Linked DNA regions of Mus musculus: region 1 is linked to region 2. Evidence: chromatin contacts called from ENCODE Hi-C data. All regions are on one chromosome and are shown on one strand. Each heading gives the region's core, a stretch centred on a gene start or an enhancer-like site at or near the end of the contact. The rest is flanking DNA. Distances are from core to core; before and after follow the strand shown.

Region 1 (4,069 bases), core at 1,037-3,536, 140 kb before region 2:
TTCCTGTCTGGTTCCATAGTGCATAACTGAGGCTTGGCATTCCTGAGACCACTCCTGAGATGCTCAGGTGCTCAGAGACCCCTGGCACCACCAAAAGGAGCAAGCAAGTGGAGGAGAAATTGAAGAGAAAGAGAAACAGAAGGGTGTGGGCACAATGGAGAGAAGCAGAGCTGGAGACTCCAGGGTAGTGAGGAACAGCCAGATGTGAGTGCCAGTGATGCCACTTGGGACCATGGTGGGGTCCTGGCCTGTGCAGCTGCCATGGACCACATCTGGGTCTGAGGCCCTACAGCAGCAGAAGTCTGTCACGAGTGAAGGCTAAGCAGATGTCTCTGGTCTGGGCTGCTGATTGGGGACATCTTGATATCTGAGGTCTCATCTGAGCATCTTGAGAGAGTTGGCTCTGGTGGGCTAAGAGCAGGAAAGCTGACTTCGCCCCTAGCCAGCTCAAGTTCTCAAAAGAGTAGGGCCCACACTTGAGGAGTTGCAGGTGAGCAGCCTTCAAGGATAGGAGCATAGGAGTCTCCCTTGTGTGGCAGGAACAAGGAAGAGACAGCCTCCTCCTACCTCTCCCCTCACCACCTTTGGCAGGTAGAAGACCTGGCCCTGGGATCATGAGAGCTGGAGAGCTAGACTTACCCCCACCCCCAGATGCAGCACTTAGGGTGAGACCTGCACCTCACCTGGTCAGCACAGTAGAGCTGACCCGGATGTGGGGTCTGCCAGTGAGTGGGCCCCAAGGGTGTAAACATGTCTGCAACTAGCTTGCCATGAGACAGAGTGGGTGATGGAGAGATACCTTCTCCCTCCCTCTTCCTTTGCCATCTATGGCAGGTGGGAGAGCTGGCCCCAGGGTTCTGAGAGTGTGAGAAGTGGTCCTGTCCCTCACTGGCATTTGCCAGTGAGCTGCACCAAGGGCCTGAGAGCTTGTGATCTGACAAGCTCATAAACTTCTCAGGCCCAGGTTCAGGGCTTTGAATTGACCCACCCCAATATCTACCTCATCGATGAACAGCTGGAGTGTATGAAGGGAGTGGTCCTATAGATCCAAAGCTATAAGATCTCCATGACACAGGGCAACAGGATATCTGAGAGGAGTCCCAGTGAGGTTTCAGTATTGATAGAATAGCAGAAGTCAGAGGTCTCATACCAGACCAAGAATCATTGCAACAGATATTTTCAAGCAAATAAATTTAGACAAAAGGGAATACTGTGGGATACACTGTGACACACTACAGCTTCCACAATGAGATTTTTTTTTCTTTGCTGGGGGGAGATGGCAAGGGTGGAGGACAGGTACCAGAGGAGGGGGAGGTAAGTGGGGCTGTGGTACATGATGTGAAATTTGCAAAGAATCAATAAAAGAAAAAAAAACAGTGCCCATGAGACCATTGGGTATTCATGTCTATTTTTGCCCCCCCTTTTTTGATTGGAAGTGTTTCCTGGTAACTGTCTAACTACCAAAGAAAAACTTAGTTGTATTCTAATAGTGATCTAGATTTTTGAGCTTTGCAGAAATCATTAAATATTTTGTTAAGTTCATTGATTAAAGCCTTTATAAATGTAGCATATTATTTATTTACCTGTAGATTTTAGTTTTTAACCCCATGCATGATCCCTCTAGCATGGAGTAGTTACAGAGCTGAGAAAAGCTACTCTGACTGACATTCTACTTAACACCACAAGATCACTGGCCTTGGGGAATATGACGTCTAACTCTGTTCATCTTCCTTGTTCCATCTCTGCCACAACTTTCATGACTCATAAGTTTGGGAAGAACGGAAGTTTTTGCTTGGTTTTGTGATACTCATATCATTGTGGGCCAAGATGGAATGTGCAGAACTCCACTGACACTAAGTCAGGATCTGAAGGCAATGCTATCCTTCGCAGACGCAAACCAGCTCGGAAGAAGAACACCTTTGTCAGTTTTCATAACAACTTGGTTCACTCTGTCCATTGGCACCCAATAGACACGTAAGCATAATGCACACTGAGGATCAGATCAGAAATTAGGGTCTCTGAGATGCTCAGCAGGTTCAGCTCTGCCACTGAATGTGTATTCTAGATCTAGGATAATTAGAGAGACACAAAATTCAAACCAGTGATAAAAATGTCAGTGCTGTCATGATGATATTTTATGGGAAGGAAAAGTAACCTACAAGTCTCCCAGAACTGGTCCAATTAGTCATTTTCCTGGTTACTGGAAGTCTATGAAAAAGGAAGTAAAGGCACATTCACATGTCCAGACTGTAAGCGCCACTTCCTGTGCAGTGAGCACAGAAGAAGGAAGGGCTGGGACAGTTAGAACTTCACAAGAAGGAACCAAGGATCAGACTGAGAAAACCCATAGTTAAAGCTCTTGGGGTTTCTGAGAGCTCAGCTGGAAGTGACTGGGTGACAAGGCGCACAGGCTCAGGTAGGCAACCCTGAAGAGAAATTCCTTTGTACAGCACTCTATTTCTGGGACTGCACTGTAAGAGATTGCTGGTGCTTATGGAAGCAATAGAGACACTGGGACACTTCAGAACTAAATGGGCAAACGGAATGGGTATTGGGTTTATATCGGTCCTGGCTGGTTTTAGTTCCATGATCTTGGTGGTCACTGTCCTAAGGTCATGTAATTAACAAAAGCAGAGCTCTTGTACCTGCAAAGGCTTTTAAGCCATTCACTAATTAGGCAGTCTAAGGTCTGAGAGTGGAACAGAAAAGAGAGGCAAACTGAGCTCAGAAACCAATTCCACAGGCAACTTGGTTCTTCCTAACAAGGGCACAGTTCTAATCTTGAACCTCAGGTTACAACTCCAGGGCTTCTCACTCTGCATTCAGGTGCTTCTCCACACTGAGGAGACTTAGACACAGGCTGCCGCAGGCAGGTGGGAAAATAGGGTGAGGAACCAGAGACAGAGACAGCTGGGATCCAGCACCCAACTGTGTGTAGGCAACTGGTTAATAACAAAAACTTTAAATATCTATTTAGCATCAAGCCTATGTCATTATAAAATCATGTGTTATTTTCACACATGAATCAAAATTTACCTCTGAAATTCTTTTTTGATTATGACATTACTAACAAATAGAATTACTGTGAGGGTTCTAAACTATGATGAAATATGCTGGAAATAACACTATGAGACAAACAATGAACAAATAGCTCTCAGTAGTTTGAGTAGTAGCATAAATTGGAAAAGATTGAAGATCAAATTTTAATTATATCTCAAGACTGGTAGAACAACCTGAGGATAAAACTCATCAGAATAAGGGACAGTGCACTCAAACATGATAGCAACTAGGAAATTAATGCTACATTTTGAAAGTCTTTTTATTATAGCTCTTTGTGTGTATATGTGTGTATGCATGCAGGTGAATGTGTGTTAAGGCAAATCTGCAGGTCACAGACAGCTTGCAATGAATCTCTCCTGCTACATGGGTCCAGCAGATCGAACTCAGACCTTCAGGCTTGAAGTCAAATGCCTTTATTTGCTGAGTCATTTCAACAGTTCCAATCTACAAGTTTTATGTAAACATTTGGCTCTGTTCACTGGGATCAGTGGGAGTTGTCATGTTATGTATATATTCATTGTCTAAAAACAACCCTCTATCTCAAGCAGAAAAAAAAAATCCTTCTGAATCTAAGGTTTGGGATTTTACATTTTCTTTAGTCTTCTAGTTTCTTCCCTTGGAGGATAAGTCAAGAATGCAGTAAGGTACTCACCTACAGATTTGAGAGTGGGAAGATGGGTGTGCAGTTCTTTGTAAGAGCTAAGTCCATTTTCTCTTCCAGCCGTGGAAGCTCCATCATGATTCCACAAGTAGTGACCAGTGAGACTGTCACAGTGATTTCACCAAATGGAATCAGCTTTCCCCAAACAGACAAACCCCAGCCTTCCCACCAGAGCCAAGACAGCCTGAAGAAACATCTAAAGGCTGAGATCAAAGTGATGGCGGTAAATTCCACACAGAACACCCTGGGGTGGTTGGAGGGCAGAGGGAGAGGCTCTATGTATTAGGACCAGAGATAAATTTAGGGGTGGGAAGCCTTAAGTTTTGACAGAGTGATCACAGAGTGGTC
Region 2 (4,035 bases), core at 537-3,036:
TTGGTGAAATCGTTGTGATGGTCTCATTGGTCACTACCTGTGGAATCATGATGGAGCTGCCACAGCTGGAAGAAAAAATAGACTCAGCTCTTATAAAGTAACGTGCTCACTGTAGTGGTTTGTTTTCTTTTAGTTTGGTTTTGGTACTGTTTGGTTGGTTGATTTATTTTTGTTGTCTTTTTATGTTTTGTTTTTGCCTATTTGTTTGAGAGAGAGAGAGAAGAAGTAGAAGAAGAAAAGAAGAAGAAGAAGAAGAAGAAGAAGAAGAAGAAGAAGAAGAAGAAGAAGAAGAAGAAGAAGAAGAAGAAGAAGAAGAAAAGTTGGATGGGTGGAGAGGATCTAGGAAATGGAGAAAGTGAAACCACAATCAGAGTACATTATATGAATTTTCAGTAAGAAATTAAGTGCTTTGACTTTAAATATAAAATAACTACAAACAAAACAAACTATGCTTCCCAGTTCTGCCCCCACCTCCCAGACTGTGCACCATTTTGCATCCTTGACTTGTTCTTCGGAAGAAGAAAGTGGTGGTATAGGGAAATGTAAAACCACCACATCTCAAATTTAGGAGTTATTTCCCCATAATATTAAACAGAACCCAGTGAGTTTATAATAAACACATCATAGGCAGGGAAAGCCTGAATCCTTACAAGTTCCTGTGTCTATGCACACATTTTCACATGAAATTTGTCAAATGTAGCTCCAACTTCACCTAGAACAATTGCATTGTCTTTATTCAATGGCATTCACTGTCCAGTTACTTTGCTAGCCTTGAGTTATTAAAGTCAACTTTTATGCTTTCCAATCCATGCTAGGTACCACTCAAATATGTAACCCCATTTGCCTGTTTTGAGTGTCTAATGGTGCCAGTTTAAGAATTAGCACTTCCCATTTTATCATATTTTAGTTCACATGATCTTGTAGGGTTTTTCTTCACCAAGCCAATCCTTTATGTTAATAAAATCACAATTAGAAGAAATTCAGAATTAACAATTTGATGTACACGTGGAAGTAATTTATGCTTTGTAGAGCAACATAAAATCATTGTTAAATAAATAGGCAAAGTTCTCTTTATTGACCAGTTGCCTACACACACTTGTGTGTTGGACTCCAGCTGTCTCTGACTCTGGTTCTTCTCTTTATTTTCCCACCTGCCAATGGCAGTCTGTGTCTGAGTCTCTTCAGTGTGGAGAAGCAGTTTAATGCAATAGCATGAGAAATCCTGGAGTCCTAAGCTGTGGTTCAAGTTTTGTCACACTCCCGACAATTATATCCCTGTTAGTTAAAAGAACCAAGTTGCCTGGGGAATGGGTTTCTGAGCTCATCTTAGCTCCCTTCTGTTCTCTGTGCTATTCTCAGCCCTTAGGCTGCCTAATCAGTAAATGACCTGGGAGCTCTGCTCCTTATGTCAGTGATCACCAAGATCATGCAGCTAAAGTGGCCAGGACAGAGGTAAGCCAGATGCCCTGTGCCTTTGCCCATTTAGTTCTAAAGAGGCCCCGTGTCTCCACTGCTTTCATGAGCATCAGCAAGTTCTTGTAACTCAGTCCCAGAAACAGAGTGCTACACAGAGGGAAGTCCCTTCAGGGTTGCCTACCTGAGCCTGTGTGCCTTGTCACCCAGTCACTTCCAGCCGAGCTCTCAGAAACCCTAAGAGCCTTAACTCTGGGTTCTCTCAGGCTGATCCTTGGTTCCTTCTTGTGAACTTGTAACTGTCTCCAGTCCTTCCTTCTTCTGTGCTCGCTGCACGGGAAGGGAAGTGGTGCTTACAGGCTGTGGACTGTTACTGTGCCTGTACTTCCTATATCAGAAAGTCCCAGTAACTTCAGAAAAATCACTAAGAGATTTGAGAGAGTGGGGGGGGGGGGGTAGTAAGTCCCAACACGCACCAGCTCCACTTGAAGCCCAAGTTCACTTTCTTGAACTTCAGTTGTTTAAGCGTTAAACTGAAAACAGCAACAAGCTGGGAAAAGCCATTAAGAAGAAAGTTTTCTGAAGGACCTGTGTTTCTTCTAAGTAGAATTTAAAGGACTATCTTGATAACTAATGATATTACAAGTTGTAGTAATACTGATGAATAAAACAGATCTCAATGTATAATAAAGTATGATAATAGTAATCACGACCTTGGGTTTTGATATATTACTTTATTATATTGTAATACACTACTGAACACACAGTAATGTATCATCAATTGTAACAATTGAATGTTTTACAGTATTTTAGGTACTTTGTTATTCATACTTTCTTCAACAATTCCTCAGCTTCTGAAAAATCAAACCAAAACACTCTGTACACAGTTTTTCAGCACTCGCTGGTTAATTGATACTCTCTTTAGAGCCTTCCTCATCTCTTCTAACCTTCTTCTAGACCACTGGACTTCTCTAACAGGGGATGTGACCAGGGAATTACTGGACACTTCTAGAAAAGTAATAGATCAGGAGAGGAGCAAGCAGAGACGTTTCAACACACCAGGAATGACTTCAACAATCCTGCACTCCAGACACAGTCATGAAGACATGTGTCCCTGTGGCTTTCAGGCCCTTGGGTAGGCACAATTCAGAAGCTGACTTTGACATAATTAATTTCACAGGGGAGCCAGAGCCAGCTGCAGCAACTGGACAGCCACACTCTGAAAACTTCCTTCCTTCTTTCCTTGGAGTCAACCAGAAGGAACCTAGGGAGCCAGTGTGAGCCACTGTCACATCAGAGGGTTGTGGTGTGGTGATTCCCTGCAGGTTTCACAGCAGGCAAAACAACAACAATAACAAAAAGATTTAGGAAGAGACAAGAATGAAACTCAGCTCAGCCCCATTTTGTTGTAACTGGTGCCGGACCACGACTTCTAGAATCTGGCCCCAATTGTTTTACTTTAGCCACATTAAGCACAGCACAATGTGGAACAAAAGGTTTTCGGATAGCACTAAACTCAGGCCCAAGCTCACAACGATGTAATGTTACATTGAGATCCTTTACAAAGCACACCTGGCTTTTTTCACAAGAATGGGTACTATTGACTCAGTGCTGCTGCCCAAGGCTTAGGCTCTAGGGAGCTTGACTGAGGGATACCTGATGCCTGTAGGTTTCAACATTGCCTGGTCCTAAGATAACATCAGCCTCCTATGGTAAAGGCTGTGGTAAGGCACAGGTAACGTCCCTCATGAGGGCCGGGTTTATGGTCTAAAAGCAGTGCTCACGGTTTAAGGTAAGAGTCTGCGATGATAAGTAAAAACAAATTCTGGGAGATGTGGGCAGAGCCTGTTTCATCAAAGAGCAAAGGATCACCAGGTTGTAAACCTACAACATTCCTGGCACTTGTTGTAGAGCAGCTCGGCTACACATCCCATTCCCATGAAGATGTAAACCACCTCTTTATCTATCCTGGCTTCTCCGGTGCTTATCTGTGTACACAGGGCCTTTTTGTCCTTTGCAGTTGTGAATTCTACAGTTCCTGCTTGAACTCTTTTGCAGAAGACACAAGCTAAGACATGTTTTATCATCTGGTAGTTACCTTTGTCCTCAAGGCTAGAACAGCACAGAGATAAAGCCCTGCTTCAATTCTAGAAAAGACTGAGGGACCAGCTTCTCTTAGAACTCCATCCTGATCTTCTGGAACAGGGGCTATAGGAACAACTGTTGCCTGTAAGTGGGATATGTTCTTCTAGCTGGATTGCCTTGTGTGGCCTCAGTGGGTGAAGAATCCTCACAGAGATTTAAAGAGCCAAGGTTGGAAGACAACCAAAGGGGCCCTACTCACTTAGAGGAGAGAGGGAGGGAAAATGGAAGAAGGGTTGTGGGAGGGGAGCAGTGAGAAGGAGGTAAAGTGAATAAATAATAAAAAAAATCTGGTGTGTCTTCTTTCAAGGATGCCTACTGTCACTGTTCCCTTCACATTGTGCCCTGTGCCCTCATCACTGTCATAGAACCTAGTGAATTAGTGAGGTGCAGCTGCTCTCCTGAGCTTTGACCATGGTGAAGTGTAGCCTCTTGAGGACAGGACACCCACTTTTGTCTGCAGGAGAATTTCCTAATAAA

Evidence for each region. Hi-C counts contacts between places; a loop is a spot of excess contacts on that map.
Region 1: a loop to region 2 is called in a map of left cerebral cortex, with 3 times the contacts of the local background. The contact joins the promoter of Ms4a6d here to the promoter of Ms4a6c in region 2. A Hi-C loop is called at or near these places in 3 of 37 maps with a recorded cell type or tissue (T-helper 1 cell, left cerebral cortex and regulatory T cell).

The regions. Positions count from the first base shown.
Region 1 is chr19:11,603,021-11,607,089 of GRCm38, reverse strand. Ms4a6d (membrane-spanning 4-domains, subfamily A, member 6D) reads left to right here and starts at 2,286. Exons shown (of 7, transcript NM_026835.2): 1 at 2,286-2,416; 2 at 3,782-3,944. The coding sequence starts at 3,798.
Region 2 is chr19:11,467,119-11,471,153 of GRCm38, reverse strand. Ms4a6c (membrane-spanning 4-domains, subfamily A, member 6C) reads right to left here and starts at 1,786. Exons shown (of 7, transcript NM_028595.4): 1 at 1,598-1,786; 2 at 1-65. The coding sequence starts at 49.